3 separate regions of the Homo sapiens genome follow, and all the other regions are linked to region 1. A link is a contact called in ENCODE Hi-C data. All regions are on one chromosome and are shown on one strand. The core of a region is the stretch at or near the end of the contact, and the rest is flanking DNA. Distances in the headings are between cores, read along the strand shown.

Evidence for each region. A loop is a pair of places that touch in the nucleus more often than their neighbours do. Pooled maps may share reads with other maps.
Region 2: a loop to region 1 is called in a map of PC-9, with 7 times the contacts of the local background. The contact joins the enhancer-like site here to the promoter of PTPRK in region 1. A Hi-C loop is called at or near these places in 3 of 168 maps with a recorded cell type or tissue (CD4-positive, alpha-beta T cell, PC-9 and naive thymus-derived CD4-positive, alpha-beta T cell), 2 of 37 single-sample maps with no recorded cell type and 11 of 50 pooled maps.
Region 3: a loop to region 1 is called in a map of IMR-90, with 13 times the contacts of the local background. The contact joins the enhancer-like site here to the promoter of PTPRK in region 1. A Hi-C loop is called at or near these places in 2 of 168 maps with a recorded cell type or tissue (IMR-90 and mammary epithelial cell) and 7 of 50 pooled maps.

What each region holds. Positions count from the first base shown.
Region 1 is chr6:128,517,754-128,522,664 of GRCh38, forward strand. PTPRK (protein tyrosine phosphatase receptor type K) reads right to left here and starts at 2,846. Exons shown (of 30, transcript NM_002844.4): 1 at 2,506-2,846. The coding sequence starts at 2,605. RefSeq lists enhancers at 2,020-2,613, 2,614-3,208.
Region 2 is chr6:129,488,714-129,493,624 of GRCh38, forward strand. It overlaps LAMA2 (laminin subunit alpha 2), which reads left to right. Exons shown (of 65, transcript NM_000426.4): 57 at 3,188-3,364; 58 at 3,602-3,770. It overlaps LOC102723409 (a long non-coding RNA gene), which reads right to left. Exons shown (of 8, transcript XR_001743860.2): 8 at 3,769-4,911. Among named protein-coding and RNA genes, the nearest start is that of ARHGAP18, 220 kb to the right of the region's middle. RefSeq lists an enhancer at 1,859-3,058. Within about 2 kb of position 1,943, at least 21 of the 41 ENCODE cell types and tissues checked have a DNase peak (open chromatin) inside an H3K27ac peak, as active enhancers do; they include CD4-positive, alpha-beta T cell and PC-9, where a contact is called at or near this core.
Region 3 is chr6:129,367,585-129,372,495 of GRCh38, forward strand. It overlaps LAMA2 (laminin subunit alpha 2), which reads left to right. Exons shown (of 65, transcript NM_000426.4): 34 at 2,308-2,406. Among named protein-coding and RNA genes, the nearest start is that of ARHGAP18, 340 kb to the right of the region's middle. RefSeq lists an enhancer at 2,907-3,416. Within about 2 kb of position 2,992, at least 4 of the 41 ENCODE cell types and tissues checked have a DNase peak (open chromatin) inside an H3K27ac peak, as active enhancers do.

The DNA of each region.
Region 1 (4,911 bases), core at 1,596-4,095:
ATGATATCGGAAAGTAAACTGATCTTAATGAGTATGATTTGAAAGACATACTTCAGATATTTTTAAATTCTCAACATGAATTTGTCTTGGACTTTTAAAGTGGGTTTATTTAAATTTCTCAAAAGGAATAAAAGTTCACTAGTTAAAGTAAAATATAAGAAAAACCAGCAATATGGAATACACCTCCAATCTTCAATACATCTCTAATCTATGTCTGCAACAAATCTGACTGCCATAGAATTTTATGACAATAAAATATCAAATGATTTATGGTAGCCAGAAAAAAAAGGAAGTATTTACAAAACAAACTTATAATTTGTGGAGAAAGGCAAATCCACAATCTGACTTTAAACTCTGGGAATAAAAGACATTCATTTCTGGGCATACATTCCTAAAGGGCAAAATCTTGAGATGCAATCCTGTGATTACTGTACTTTTTAGGAATGCACATTATATTAATTAAATATACAACATCATGTCAAATGTTATGCTTTGTCACTAAAGAAAAGCCAGGCATATTTAGTTAAAGTACTTAGAACTAGATATCTAAGAACACAATTGTTTATTGTACGTATCTAAACTCCAGGTATCAGAAAAGCTCATTTTCACATTCAGCTGGAGGAAAAGTAGTATTTATTTGTTAATTAAAGGGTAAATAACATTTAAAAAGAGAAAAAGTTTTCTAACTGCTGAAAATATATCCATCGCTGTTGAGACATTAATAGTTGCAACTCTTGAATACATGTAAGTTTAATTATGCAACTGGTAGAGTTCAAACTTTCAATTAACAAACTACAAGCCTTTTCAAGCGTAGGCTCTCCGTGCAGTGACAAACACTGTGCAGAAATCAATACTCACTCCAACTTGCCTGCATATAATGAGTTACATCAAGCACGGTTTCAATGCTAACGGGCATTATATGTCAGAAATGCATGCAGTAATGCTTACTCCAGAAAGAATTCAATTAAACCATTGGATTATTTTTTGCATAGAGCTGTTACCCTCTGCGTACATCAATTATATACAGGGCTTTTCCTCTGCGTGCTGCCATTTCATAATCTCTGCCTGAATGTACGACACATGCTGCCACCTGAATCTGTTGTTTAACTCCCTTTACAGAGTTCTAAATGGGGCGGGGGTAGGAGAGCAATGGAAGGGAAATAAACGATTACTCCAGAAAACAACAATTTGAGTTTATTTCCAGGAAACAGGGCCTCCACAACAACGTGAGAAACTGTCAGGTACAAAGTAAGTTATTTGCGTCCTGCGGCTTCAGCCAGGAGCGTGGCTGTCGCTTTTCCCGTCTTCTCCATCACCCTCTGGCCACCACTGCGTCTCCATCTGCACCGCGAACCCCAGCAGCAGATGCGCTCGCCAGCCAAGCGAAGCTGGGTAGGTTGGCCAGAAAAGTTGTCAGGACTGGCGGGAGGTAGACAAGTGCTCGGGAGCCCGCTCCCCAGCGTCCACCTGGTGAAACTTCAGAGCCCCCAGAGGAGAGAACGAAAGAAGCAACCAACCTACACGAAGGATAACAAAACTGGAGGGGAACAGAGGGCGGGACCGGGAGAGCCAGGGTTCACGGACTTCTCTGAGCGGCTTGACCGAGAACCCCCAGGGCTACAGCGAGACGCTCCACTTGTCTCCTTTTGGGTTCTCCGGCAGAAGGCAGACATTTACAGTCCGCTTCCAGCCCCAGGCCGGATCCGGGGAGCGCGGGGCCAGAGCCCCAGGCCGGATCCGGGGAGCGCGGGGCCAGCCTGGCGGTGGTTTTGCCCGAGGAGCGGGCTCCCACGCGCGAGTCAGGCTTCCTCCACCAGGCGCCCAGACCTCGATGCCCATGAACGCTCAGAGTGGGTCCTTAGAACCGCATTTCAACACATCTTACAGGGCTCCGCCAACACACACACAGAACATGCTCCAAGCAGTGCCCGAGCGCACAGGGCAAGCCCGGGAGCAACCCAGAGCTGGGGGAGGAGAAAAGGGGACTCCGGGAGGGACGGGGAAGTAGTTAGACAATAGTCAGGGGAGGTTATTCCCGGGACAAAAAGCACCTGGCAAAGCGCGCCGAGGTCAGTCCCTTCGAATCTCCACATTTCTGACAATGGCTTCCCAGGGAATTTGTTTAAACACCCAAGTGGCAGACAGCAACAAACCCGCACCACAAGCAACAGAGTGCCGTCACGGGAGTCGTAACTACTTTTTCTTTCTCTCTTCCCCACTAGCCCGGCGCAGGCCACGCGAGACGCCGAAGCCAGCAGGTCCCCACACTCTCCGGCTAGACCGTGCCAGCCTGAGCCCCGAGCAAGCTTCGGAGAGGAACAATGGGTGCCCCGCGTCCCACCTGGCACGAACTCTGGGGACAGCCCTCCCTCTACCCTGTGTTCCCCACCCCCGGACAGAGAGAGCTCCCCACGATCCTTGTCCCCAGCCCTAGCGGGGACCTGGCTCACCCCTCGTGAGCCCAGGACTCCAGGCGTTCGTCGGGGACGCCCCCCGGCCACTCACCTGCGGAGAACTGGCCTTGGGCCGATCCCAGGAGAGGCCAAGGAGAGAGGAGCAAGAGCGCCACAAAAGCAGGCAGCGCCGCCGCCGCAGTCGTATCCATGCCGAGTTTGGGAGAAGTTTCAAGCAGCTTTGCAAAGAGCTGCCGGGGGGATCGCCGCGAAATCCACGACGGAGGAGCGGGCCGGGCCTCGCGGGGTGAGGACGGTGAGAGGACAGCCGCCCGCCCGCCCTTTTTCCTTCTTCGCGGTCGCCAAACTACCTCAGGGGCGAAAGCGTCGCCAGCGTCGCCGGCCGGCCGCGGCGGCAGCTCTCCATGCTCGGCGGAGGCTGCTCCTGTTAGTCAAGAGTTACTTTGCTCGGGGAGGGACGGGGGCGGAGCCGGGGGTGACGTCGCCCCGCGGGCTCCGGGCGCTTCTGAGGAATGCGGGCTCGGGCGCGGCGCCGCCACCGCCTCCTGCCGGAGAGACGCGCGCCAGCCCCGGCCGCGCGCCCCGCGCCGCCTTTGTTCGCAGCCTGGGCCCCGCCGCCAGCCGCTGCTCGGAGGGAGCGAGCGAGAAAGGGGAGCCGGCGCAGCTCGCTGCCCTGTTCCAGAACTCAGAATTTGAGAGGCGAGAGTTCGGTAAGCCGTGCGACCAGACGACCGAGGACGCGCGCAGAGAAACCCCCGCCGTCCGAGGAGAGGCGTCCTGGGGTTCCGTCCCAAGGTGGAGGTCCCCCCGAGCGGTTGCTGATTGAAAGGGGAGTGTGGAAGCGCCCTGAGGAAACACCCGCCTGCCTTGAAAACTCCCCGTTCCTTATTCTTGTAATAAGGAATAAGACACCCCACCCCCATCGAAAACTTGTCCCTTATTCATAGAATAAATAAAACTTGAACCAGAATAAACGATCAGTAACTTTCCAGCGTGAACAGCTGGCGTGTCTCCTTTCTGGTTTATTTGTCATTGGCCAAGTATTTGGATTTACTCTGCTTCACTGACTTTGCTTGTTGCTCTGAAACCCTCCGGCCCCTTTCCAGTTCTCACCTAAGAACTGCATCAGGGCTTATTATCCCTTCCTTGCACCTAGGTCTGGTGTGTGTGTGGTTTTGTTTTTTTTAATATCTAGTAGGTAGTTAAGACATAAGTATTTAACAAAAGGACTTTTACACTGACCATGAAAACAGCTTCTTCGGAATGATTCATCTGGCAGAAAATAATGCTATATTATGACAGTAAAATATTTCACAGTTAACTACTTCAGCAGCTTGAAGTGGTTTCGCCATATGCCACCCTGCCTTACTTCTGTGGTAAGACTGTATGGTGCATACTTTATTCATTTTTGTAAAATGTCACAAAAAATAGGTATGGTCACAATTGAATAACATAATAACTTTGATTCAGAATTTTTATGTGTTATGTACAATTGCTAAAACAATAGTCTGTTGATTGACATCTCTCAGTTTCTCAGACATCTTAGCCTTTGTAAATCAAGACAATGTGAAATTCATTTTAATATAACATTCACATAATTTACCAAGCCACATATTCTTTTAATCAAATATATGCTATTAATGACCAGACTTATGACAGAGCCTGTGGAAACAAAAATGTAATAAATATACACACAAATATATACATATATAAATACATATTATACACACATACATATCAGGCAGAAAAGACTTTTAAAAATTCTATGAGAATAGTAGCCTGCTCATTAGCACACTGACTAGCTCAACCCTTGTCAATTCAGTTCAGCATAGTTAAGTTCATCCTTCCTTAGGGTGCAATGTAGATTTTTTTTTTTTAACTCATTAACCTATACCTTTCAACACACCATCACCATTCCATTTCTTTAATTAGAGAACATTCCTAGATCCCAGGTAACAAAAAACTGAGGGACATATTTTTCTTTTTGAGGACAGCAGAACTTCCTAAAATTTAGCAGCAATTTTTCCCAGTAAAAACAAACAAAACCCTACTGTCTGTATACTAATTCATCTGTTCTACTCTTGTAAGAAATGTAAAAGAAGTTCATGACGTGGTAATTTGTTTGTTTAAACACACAAACAAAAAACTTCTTTAAATATTTTCACACAGTGCCAGGACAAAGTGCACACAATTCTTACCTTGCCCATTTTGGGGGACAGCTGATAGAAGATTCATTTCATGAAACTTTATTAATTTCTCTATCATGGAAGTAATAATAATAGCAGGTAATGTTTAGAAAGTTCTTCAAATGTTCTAGGCACTGTCTTAGAGTATACAATGTCACACTGAGACATCAAGATTTTCAGTGTTTCATTGAGTTCAGTCAACAATTCCGTGAAGACTTTGGTACAATTATTCCCATTTGACAAATAAGAAAACAAGGTTATAGATTAAGTAACTTACCCAAAGACACATACTTAAGTGAGAAGTGGGGGAG
Region 2 (4,911 bases), core at 693-3,192, 970 kb after region 1:
GCTACCATAATGGCTCATTCGGCACTCTAAGGTTAAAATGCAATCTACTCTATAAGCAAGTGCCACATTAAACTGATTGACCAGAGATCGCAAGTGACCATGAGAACTTCACCCAGAAAAAATTTTTAATGCTTTATATGCCTATTCTATGGCATGATTTGTGTCACATACTAGACAAAGATGATTTGTTTTCATTGTTCTGAATGTATGTGAGATCTGTAATAACATCCTTTCATCACAGATGAGAAAATATTAACTAACCTGCCCAAAATCATGTACTACAAATAACAGGACCAGGTATTAAATGAGATGATATATTTGACTTAAATACCTCCATCTATGCACAGCCAATAGATTATTCTTACATTTTTGTGTGACCATAAAGGTTTATATTACTAAATGTTGATTATGATGTATGATTATTAATTTGGAGATATTTGCATTATCCCAACACTTTTCAGATTTTCAGACTATGCATGTCAGTCATCATTTCTTTTCCTAAAATCCTGGACAAAATGATAGCTTTAATACCGCCTCACAAAATAATTGGATTTTCACCAAACTGGGGGCCAAGCTTCTCAAGAAGCTCCTTCTCCCTTGTCCTCTGCCTCTCTTTACTCCTCCTCCCTCATTCTCTCTCCCTTCCACCCCTTCATCTGGAAAAATCTCCCTTTAGTCACTTTGGTATCTAATTTCTTGGCACTCCAGTGACCTCTGCCTCCTATATCTGCTTTGTCCTCTGATCCTTCTCCTGGCATCCGCCTTGGTGGCCAGCAGTTCTTACTGGACAAAAACATCAAACCCTAAGAGCCTGAAGTAGTTACTTAAGCAAATAGGACAAGCAACTGAACTGAGTTTTTCTTCTGGGAAAGCTTTCTTCACACAGGTACAGAAATAGGCTAAAGGTCAGGAAGTAGGGTGAGATATTTTAGGAGTCATTTGGGGTTTCCAGAATGAGATAAAGATTTTAACACTGAACCCTAAATATTTTCTTTCTTAACATCCAAAGTATGTTCAAACAGAAAAAAGATTAGATTCTATTTATTATGTAAATTACAAACATTAGGACACATTTCTCTTAATATCTTCTTCCACGTATGCAATCCAACTGATATGGTTTTAAAAAAAATCTTAAACCCACATTCCAAACAAATAAGAAATAGGGTATAAGTAATCAAGTAATTATGAAACTCTAAGAATCAGCCACTGAAACTGTAAAAAAAAAAAATAAAGCTGACCTATTACAATACTAAAGTAATACAAAGTTTAATGTACCTTTTTGCACATAGCAGGCCTCAGTAAAAAGCTGTTAAATAAATACTTTTTAAAAATGGAAAACACACCAGAATCATAATGGACATATTGGCAATGTCCTTCTCAATAAAAACTAAAGAAATGATCTAGATTTGATGTTCCTAAAAGGTAAAATAGGAGCAGGATTTAGCTGTAGTTTTCTAGCAATGCCCTTTTTAAGTAATACAGCCTCAGGGCAATCCCTTAATTAATATTTTCCGCTGTTTGAAGTAGGTATTTTTATCTCCATCTTATAAATGAATGAAATGGACCTGAGCATGATTAAATAACTTGCCCAAGGTCACACAGCTAGTAAGCTTCCACACTAGTACTTAATTCCAGTATGTTCCTCCTGAAAGCCCACACTCATTCTCCATCACCACCCTGTGAATTGGTTTAAAAAAAATAAGGGTCACTATGATGGTCCTTGTGGCAGAACCACACTACAGAGAGAGGCTACACCAGAAAGAGGAAGGCCTCTAGCTTTTTAAAATTCTAATCAAGAACAGAGATTTACTCTCCTTGGACAATCTTTAACAGAGGCTTATATCCTTCATTAAAACCTTAGAAGCCCTGTGATATCATGTTGCTAAGAAGAGGCTGCTTTCAGCTAAAGGGGAAAAAGAGTGTAGGGGAGGGGCTTCTCAGTGAGTCACACATACCCGGAAGTGAGTGGTTTTCTGAAATTCTCGTCTCAGGAAACCACCGACACTCTTAGCAAGGAAGCTGAACCTCCTGGGTTTTGCCAACACATTTTTCCATAGTTTGGTAAAGAAAGAAACCTCAAAAGTATGTCATTTCCCCCTATTTTCTCTTTGAAACTAAATTTTACCGGTCCCTTCTTCACCCCCTTAACAGTGACGTTTTTGAGCCACAGCGAAATCCATTTTTTGTCCCTTTCTCTTACTTTTGAATTATCTTACTTGTAAAGTGCCAATTCAGAGCATCTTTACCCTGGCTTATTGTTTTTTCCAGTTCTACATGTGGTTTTACTTCTTTATAAAGTCAAGTAAGAGGGTACTTTAGGACTGAGGTTTCCATCCAAGTACTCCGGTTTTCTCTCCAGATATGAAGTAAGTTTTCAGTAATCCATTCATGATCCCCAGGCTAGTGACTAATGCTTATGACTAATAGCACCATGATGACTGTTAAGACCGAAACTCAAAACTTGCTTCCGGAACAAAAGAGAAAATGCCTTTGGTCATTTTCATCAGAACTCTTTGTCTCCTTCTGATTCTTGGCCCAGGGATCCAAGGATTGTTGTAAATAAGTAGCATGAGGTTCTCAATTAGCAGTGTGTGAGTTCTCTCTCATAAGCAAATTAGGAAAATTAATGAAACAGCCACTAAGGAAAATCATTGCAAGGAACAATTAGCAGGGTGTCCTTGCCTGCCTCTTCTATTCAAAAGCCATCAGCTACATTCTTTATAAAAGGTGCTTTAAGTGTTTGCTGTTGATTCCTGCAATCTAAGCTCTCAGGAGCATGGTTTGTTCCCTAGCAAGAAGATAATAGCCAGCACAACCCAAGGAAGACCCCATGCTTTGCTAAACCTGCCAACCCTTATACGGTTAGACATTACTGCACACTGCAGAAGCCTCAGTTCTCACAGGCTCATGTGTTGGGCTGCACAGCGCTGTTGTCAGCTCTACAAGAGGCTAATGTTGCAGTGCGCCATGACCTGGTTTCAGTAAACTTTCAGGAAGAGTGAACGAGGGAGTCATGGAACGAGATCCTGAGAACAGCGTTTGCTTAGTGTAGAATTCCTAAGCATCCAATTTTGGCTCCCTTAAAAGCTATGGTTGAGAGGGGTGAAGGGTGGCAGGAAAGAATTTGATTTCCAACTGTATTGAATCAGATGTGACTTATACTTGTTTATTTTTAATATTTTATCAGCATCTTTACAGTTCAAGTGGATGAAAACAGAAGATACATGCAAAACCTGACAGTTGAACAGCCTATCGAAGTTAAAAAGCTTTTCGTTGGGGGTGCTCCACCTGAATTTCAACCTTCCCCACTCAGAAATATTCCTCCTTTTGAAGGCTGCATATGGAATCTTGTTATTAACTCTGTGTAAGTGGATCTCCTCATTACTACTACTAATTTTTTATTTTTATTTCTTGCTATTAGGGGTCCCAATGCATCTACATTGTCTACAGCTATGCAGGGGAGGAGGGAAACAATGAGGATCTTCAACTTAGACTGAGAAAAGCACACTAATGGACTTAAAAAGGCATGCGGGGATTGGGCTTAATTGTAAGGAAGCAAAAAAACGAAAATAAAAAAATCTTATTTATTACATTCTATTAGCCCCATGGACTTTGCAAGGCCTGTGTCCTTCAAAAATGCTGACATTGGTCGCTGTGCCCATCAGAAACTCCGTGAAGATGAAGATGGAGCAGCTCCAGCTGAAATAGTTATCCAGCCTGAGCCAGTTCCCACCCCAGCCTTTCCTACGCCCACCCCAGTTCTGACACATGTAAGTGTTTATATTATCCCCATTGCTTTCTAATTTTTACCCAGTATTCTGAGTCATTTCAGAAGGAAGATTATTCAGGATATCTAGTACACTCTGATATTAGAATTGAAAGAAATATAACCTATCTAAACCTATTCTTACATCTTCATTGAATGACTTACCTATATTTCCATCTTCAATTTTGTTTACAAAACAGTACATTTTCAGTTGAAATGTTGGAAAACACAGAAATATCCAGAATCATGAATAAAAGACACTTATAATACCATGACAGAGGCAACCATGTTGGTTTCCAGGCCCTTTTATCTGCATAGTAGATGTCCTACCTTGTATACAATTTGGTGTCCTGTTTTTAGAAACTAGTAATACACCACTAAAACTGTTTCTAGGCCAGGCGCGGTGGCTCACGCCTGTAATCCTAGCACTTTGGGAGGCCAAGGCAGGCAGATTGCCTGAGCTCAGGAGTTCGAGACCAGCCTGGGCAACCACGGTGAAACCCCGTCTCTTCTAAAATACAAAAAAATAGCCTGGCATGGCGGTGTGCACCTGTAGTCCCAGCTACTCAGTAGGCTGAGGCAGGAGAATCGCTTGAACCCAGGAGGCGGAGGTTGCAGTGAGCCGAGATCACGCCACTGTACTCCAGCCTGGGCAACAGAGCGAGACTCCATCTCCAAAAAATAAAAATAAATAAATAAATAAAAACTGTATCTAAACATCATATAAATGTGTATGTCTAATATGATTTTATGTTAAGTATATATACACACAGAGACACACAACTATTTTATAGTATTGGAGGTCATATAGCCTTGATTAGAGCATGGGCTCAAGTCAGACTGCTGGTATTCAAATCCCAGCACTGTAACCGACCATCTGTGTGAATTTGGGAAAGCTACCTGTCCAATCTATTTCTCAGTTTCCCATCCAAGTACTAACCGGGCCCAACCCTGCTTAGCTTTTGAGATCAGAAAAGATCGGATGCTTTCAGGGTGATTTGGCCATAGACTATTTCTGTTTCCTCATCTGTCAAATGAGGATATTAACAGCACAGACATCAAAGACTTTGTATCAGAGTTTTAAAAGATAATGTTTGTTCAATGACTCACATATACTGAACGTTTAATAAATGGCATAAGTACTA
Region 3 (4,911 bases), core at 1,742-4,241, 850 kb after region 1:
TAGAGGAAGGCATCTAAGATTTATTCACTACACATTGGTAGATATTCTTTTAGGAAATATATTCTTTAATTCTGACCATAACCTTTAAGGTAAGTATTATTATCCCTATTTTCCAGAAGAAGAAACCAATAATGATGATAACAAGAATAACTAACATTTATTGAAAAGCTAGGCAATTGACTGAAGTCTTAAATGGATTACCATACATAGCTTTTACAGAAACTCCAAGAAATAGGAAAGAAGTTGTCATGGTCTGAATATTTACATCTCCCCAAATTTATATGTTGAAAGTCTGTCACAGTCCATTGGAGCTGCTGTGACAAATACCATAAACTGATTAGCTTATAAACAATAGAAATATATCTCTCACAGTTCTGAGGCTGGGAAGCCCAAGATCAAGGTACCAGCAATGTTCAATGTCTAGTGAAGGCCTGTTCCTCACAGAGGGTGACTTCTTGCTATGACCCCACATTTAATTCATTTAATATCTGGATACTGAGGAAAAGGATAGCTAGCTCTCTGGGGTCTCTTTAATAAGGGCACTAATCCCAATCATGAAGGCTACATTCTCATGACTCAATCACTTCCCAAAGGCTCCACCTCCTAATATCATCACATTGGGAACTAGGATGTCAACACATGGATATTAGAAGGACACAAACATTCTGCCTTCTGCCGTGTGAGGACACAGGGAGAAGGCAGCTGTGCTTAACAGAGCCATGTGAGCAGAGGCAGTGGTGTGAATTAGATCTGTCTGGCAGATATTAAAAGTCAGACCTGCTAGTGAAAGATAAGGCTGGAGACTTCAGTGAGGCAGGGTGATATGATGGACAACCTTGAAAGCCAGGCAGAGGAACCTGAGTTTACCTTGTGGTCCTGGTATTCAGGGAAGTGAAGAGTTTTAATGAAAAGAATGCCGATCAGTTATTTTCCTTGTATATGGAGAGAATACAGAAAAATAAATTAAACTAGAAAAGCAAACATTTTAGTTGAACATGAAACATTTTAAAACTAATACTTAAGCAATGGATGATGAAGTAAAGAGGATCCTATAGAAGAGGCTCCAATTTGTGAACATCTTCTAAGCCAAGGGATTCAGTGACCCATCCACTTCTGGCTGGATATTGATCCAGATGACCTGGATTATCCTTAAATTCTAGTCTTTCTTGATTTTTTATTTTGTTCTTCTTCCATCATTCACTTGACATTTGTATACTGAGGATCACCTTCTGGTATTATAAAAACTTAAGTTATTTCACCTCTTTGCTCAATTTCTTTAACTATGTCAGTGCTCCCCAAGCTTCAGCCAAAGACCATCAAGGACACACATGTGATGGAACAAAGTGGGATTTATTAACTTGTTGCAACAAGGGGCACTGAACACCATGGGGGAATTGTGGGCTGTCTCAATAAGAAGGTGTTAGGAATAACTTCTAGTATTTGAGGCTGTGCTAGATAACTTAAGGTTAGCACTCAACTGGGTGCTATTCAGAAGTGGGAGTAATTCTGTGAGTATTTTGTGAATCCTATCTAGAGGGAAGGAAGAACAGAGGGAGGATAAAGCTATGATTAATAAGGAGGCAGTGTTCATTCATATTAGCCAGGAAATGGGAGGTTGGGGTAGTTTTGTGGTCTACACAAAACCCGCTATGGTTTTGTCTGCGCTTAGACATTACAGGGTAGTCTCTTTTTTTCTGTTTCATTCATCACTGGTTCAGAGTGACCTTGTCTAATTTAGTGTCCTATGAGATTATTTATGTTCCATAGGAAAAAAATATGGCCCTGCTGTTAGGCCAGTTCCTAGCAACACCGAGGACAGGCCAGTTAGTTAGCGCCTAGCCAGGTCTCTATGTTAAGGCCTGCCGTTCTCTTTTTTACCTGTGATCTGTGTCTCTGTTAATTGGAATGGGAGCCTTAAATGGGCCAGGCAAGGAGTTTATCTTAACTCTACCCCTTACTGACTGTGTGATCTCGTGCACATTTTTAACTGTCTTCAAGACAGTTTGCTCTTTCATGAAATGGAATAATGCTTACCCCCCATAGAGCTGTTGTGAAAATTAAATGAAAAAACAAAACATAAAAAGCCTGGCACATAGTAATTTCTCAATAAGTCACTGCAATTTTTATTATTTGCCTGAATATTTGGCATGACACTCAATGTGTAAGTGCCCAGTTGAAATAGTTTCCTTATCTTTTCTTTGAAGGTGAGAAGGCTAAGTTCCTTTTATATACAAAAATGTGTTCTGTCGAACACTATCACTGCAAGGCCATTTACTAAAAATGTTTATGGGATGGAATCTTTTTCAGCACTTGCTGTCACCTCAGCGGGCCCCAGAGAGGCTTATTCAGCTGGCAGAGGGCAATCTGAATACACTCGTGACCGAAATGAACGAGCTGCTGACCAGGGTAAGGTGGCAAAATTATGAATCTTCTGAAAGCAGATAGATTATGTCAATGAAGGAAAATTACTTCAAAGTTCTGAAATGCAAATCACCTTCTTCCTAATTCCCAATTTGGTATATAAAATAGATGTATTCTGACTTGCTAATTCTGCTTCAAATCAAATCATAGAAATCAGTAGCACGCAGAAAAATTGGGGATACCTGGAAATTGTCAATGGCTAAAAAGTCCAGAATGACAGTGTATTTTGAGAACTTTATTCAGTAGCCTCCGTGGTAAAGTTTGTATCTGTTCTGATTTCCAAAAGCACTATCTTTGATTGTGTAAAGAGAAAGAAAAACAAATGAAAATGCTTGTGGTCTCTTTCATCTCATCGTGGGATTTTTGCATTAGTATAGAAATACAGTGTAAATCAGTCTTTCCACACAAAAGAGGAAATCTTCTCTATTGTGAGACTCCAAAGTGCTTAAGACACTTTTTAAAGTCAGAATGTAAAGTCCATGTTGCATTTATCAGGCTTTTTAAAGAATTGGAAATTTTAAATTTTCAAAACTGCGATGGTATTAAAAACTTTTTGCAGTTAGAGAATGAAGAAAACAACATAAAGCCCGCCATCTTGTGGCCAGAAATATGCATGAAGCTAGAAACGGGGCTGCAAAGTACGGATTTAATTTGATTATCTAAGAGCTTTAAATGATAAAGAGTATTGGAGCTAGAAGGTTCCTGGGGATTATCGAGTCCACTTTGTATTTTAAAGAAGAGCTGCCTCGGGCCATGACAGTGAAACGAATTAACAATGGCCATACAATTTGCTAAACTCAGGGACTTAAGCTGGACCCAGTCTCAAGATTCCCACTGGCCCAGTACTTTTTCTACATAGCCTGCTGTCGGTTTAGGAAAATATCCACAGGAAAATCAAATAGGCTTCTGAGCACATAATGCTAAACAACGGCCCTGATGTTACAATAGCATACTAAACACTTTTTCAGAATCTCATAGCAACAATATAGAATGTACAGATACAACACGGAGTTTCTTGCCAAATGTATGTAGACATTAGATTAAATTGAGTGCATTTATCTCATATTAATTTAATATGAAATAATTCATATTTGTTATAAATAAGAATTTTCTAACAGGTCATGGTAGAATAAATCAATTTAACAAGCACACATAAATGTTCATAACATACAAAGCCTAAGTTACGTGTTGGCAGATGAAAAATATGAATGAGGCTCAATCTGTCTTCAAAGAACTTTGAGATGTGTGTGTGTGTGTGTGTGTGTGTGTGTGTGTACATCAGCATTTAAGTGTATGGAGGACCATATTAGACAACTGCATGCAGGTATATAATAAAACATGAAATAAAATAAAGTCGGAAGAAATTCTGGAGAAATATTTAATAATAGAATAATTTCATCTGCTTAGGGGTAATTAGAAAAAATTTCATGTAATAAATGGCATTTCATTCATTCATTCACTTAACTAATACTTTTTGGGAGTCTCTCATGTTCTAGGAATTATGACACTGGGGATAGAAGTGTGAGCAAAACTGCGCAGTCCTTGCCCTCATTGGCTTAGTATAGTCTAATGATCTGACGTTAGAGACACAAAAAGTATTTCTTTTTTTTTTTTTTTTTGAGACAGAGTCTTGCTCTGTCGCCGAGGCTGGAGTGCAGTGGTGCGATCTTGGCTCACTGCAACCTCCGCCTCCCGGGTTCAAGTGATTTTCCTGCCTCAGCCTCCCAAGTAGCTGGGATTACAGGTGTGTGCCACCACACCTGGCTAATTTTTTTTGTATTTTTAGTAGAGACGGGTTTCACCATGTTCGTCAGGCTGGTCTTGAACTCCTGACCTTGTGATTCGCCTGCCTTGGCCTCCCAAAATGCTGGGATTACAGGCATGAGCCACCGCACCTGGCCACAAGAAGTATTTCATTAAGAGTGTCAGATCTTTATTATGTCTCAACCTATACTCTTTACCCTTTCCAGCAGATTGTCTCATGCTATGTTTTTTAAACAGACTTTATTTTTTAGAACAGCTTAAAGTTCAAAGAAAAATTGAGTGTAAAGTTCAGAGTGTTCTCATATCTACTCCCTGCCCCCACAACCTTCCCCACCAGAATGGTACATTTATTATAGTCGATAAACCTAAGTTGACACCTCCTCATCACCCAAAGTCCATAGTTTACATTAGGGTTCCCTCTTGGTATTGTACATTCTATGGGTTTGGAAAAATGCATTATGACATGTGTCCACCGTTGTTGTAAAATATAGAAAAGTTTTACTGCCCGAAAACTCCTCTATGCTTCACCTATTCATACCTCCCTCTTCCTTGACCCCTGGCAACCACTCATATTTTTACTACATCCATAGTTTTGCCTTTTTTGGAATATATAGCTGGAATCATACAGTGTGGTACTTTTTCATATTAGCTTCTTTCCCTTGGTAATATACACTTAAGGTTTCTCCATATTTTTTCATGACTTTATAGCTCATTTCTTTGTAGTGT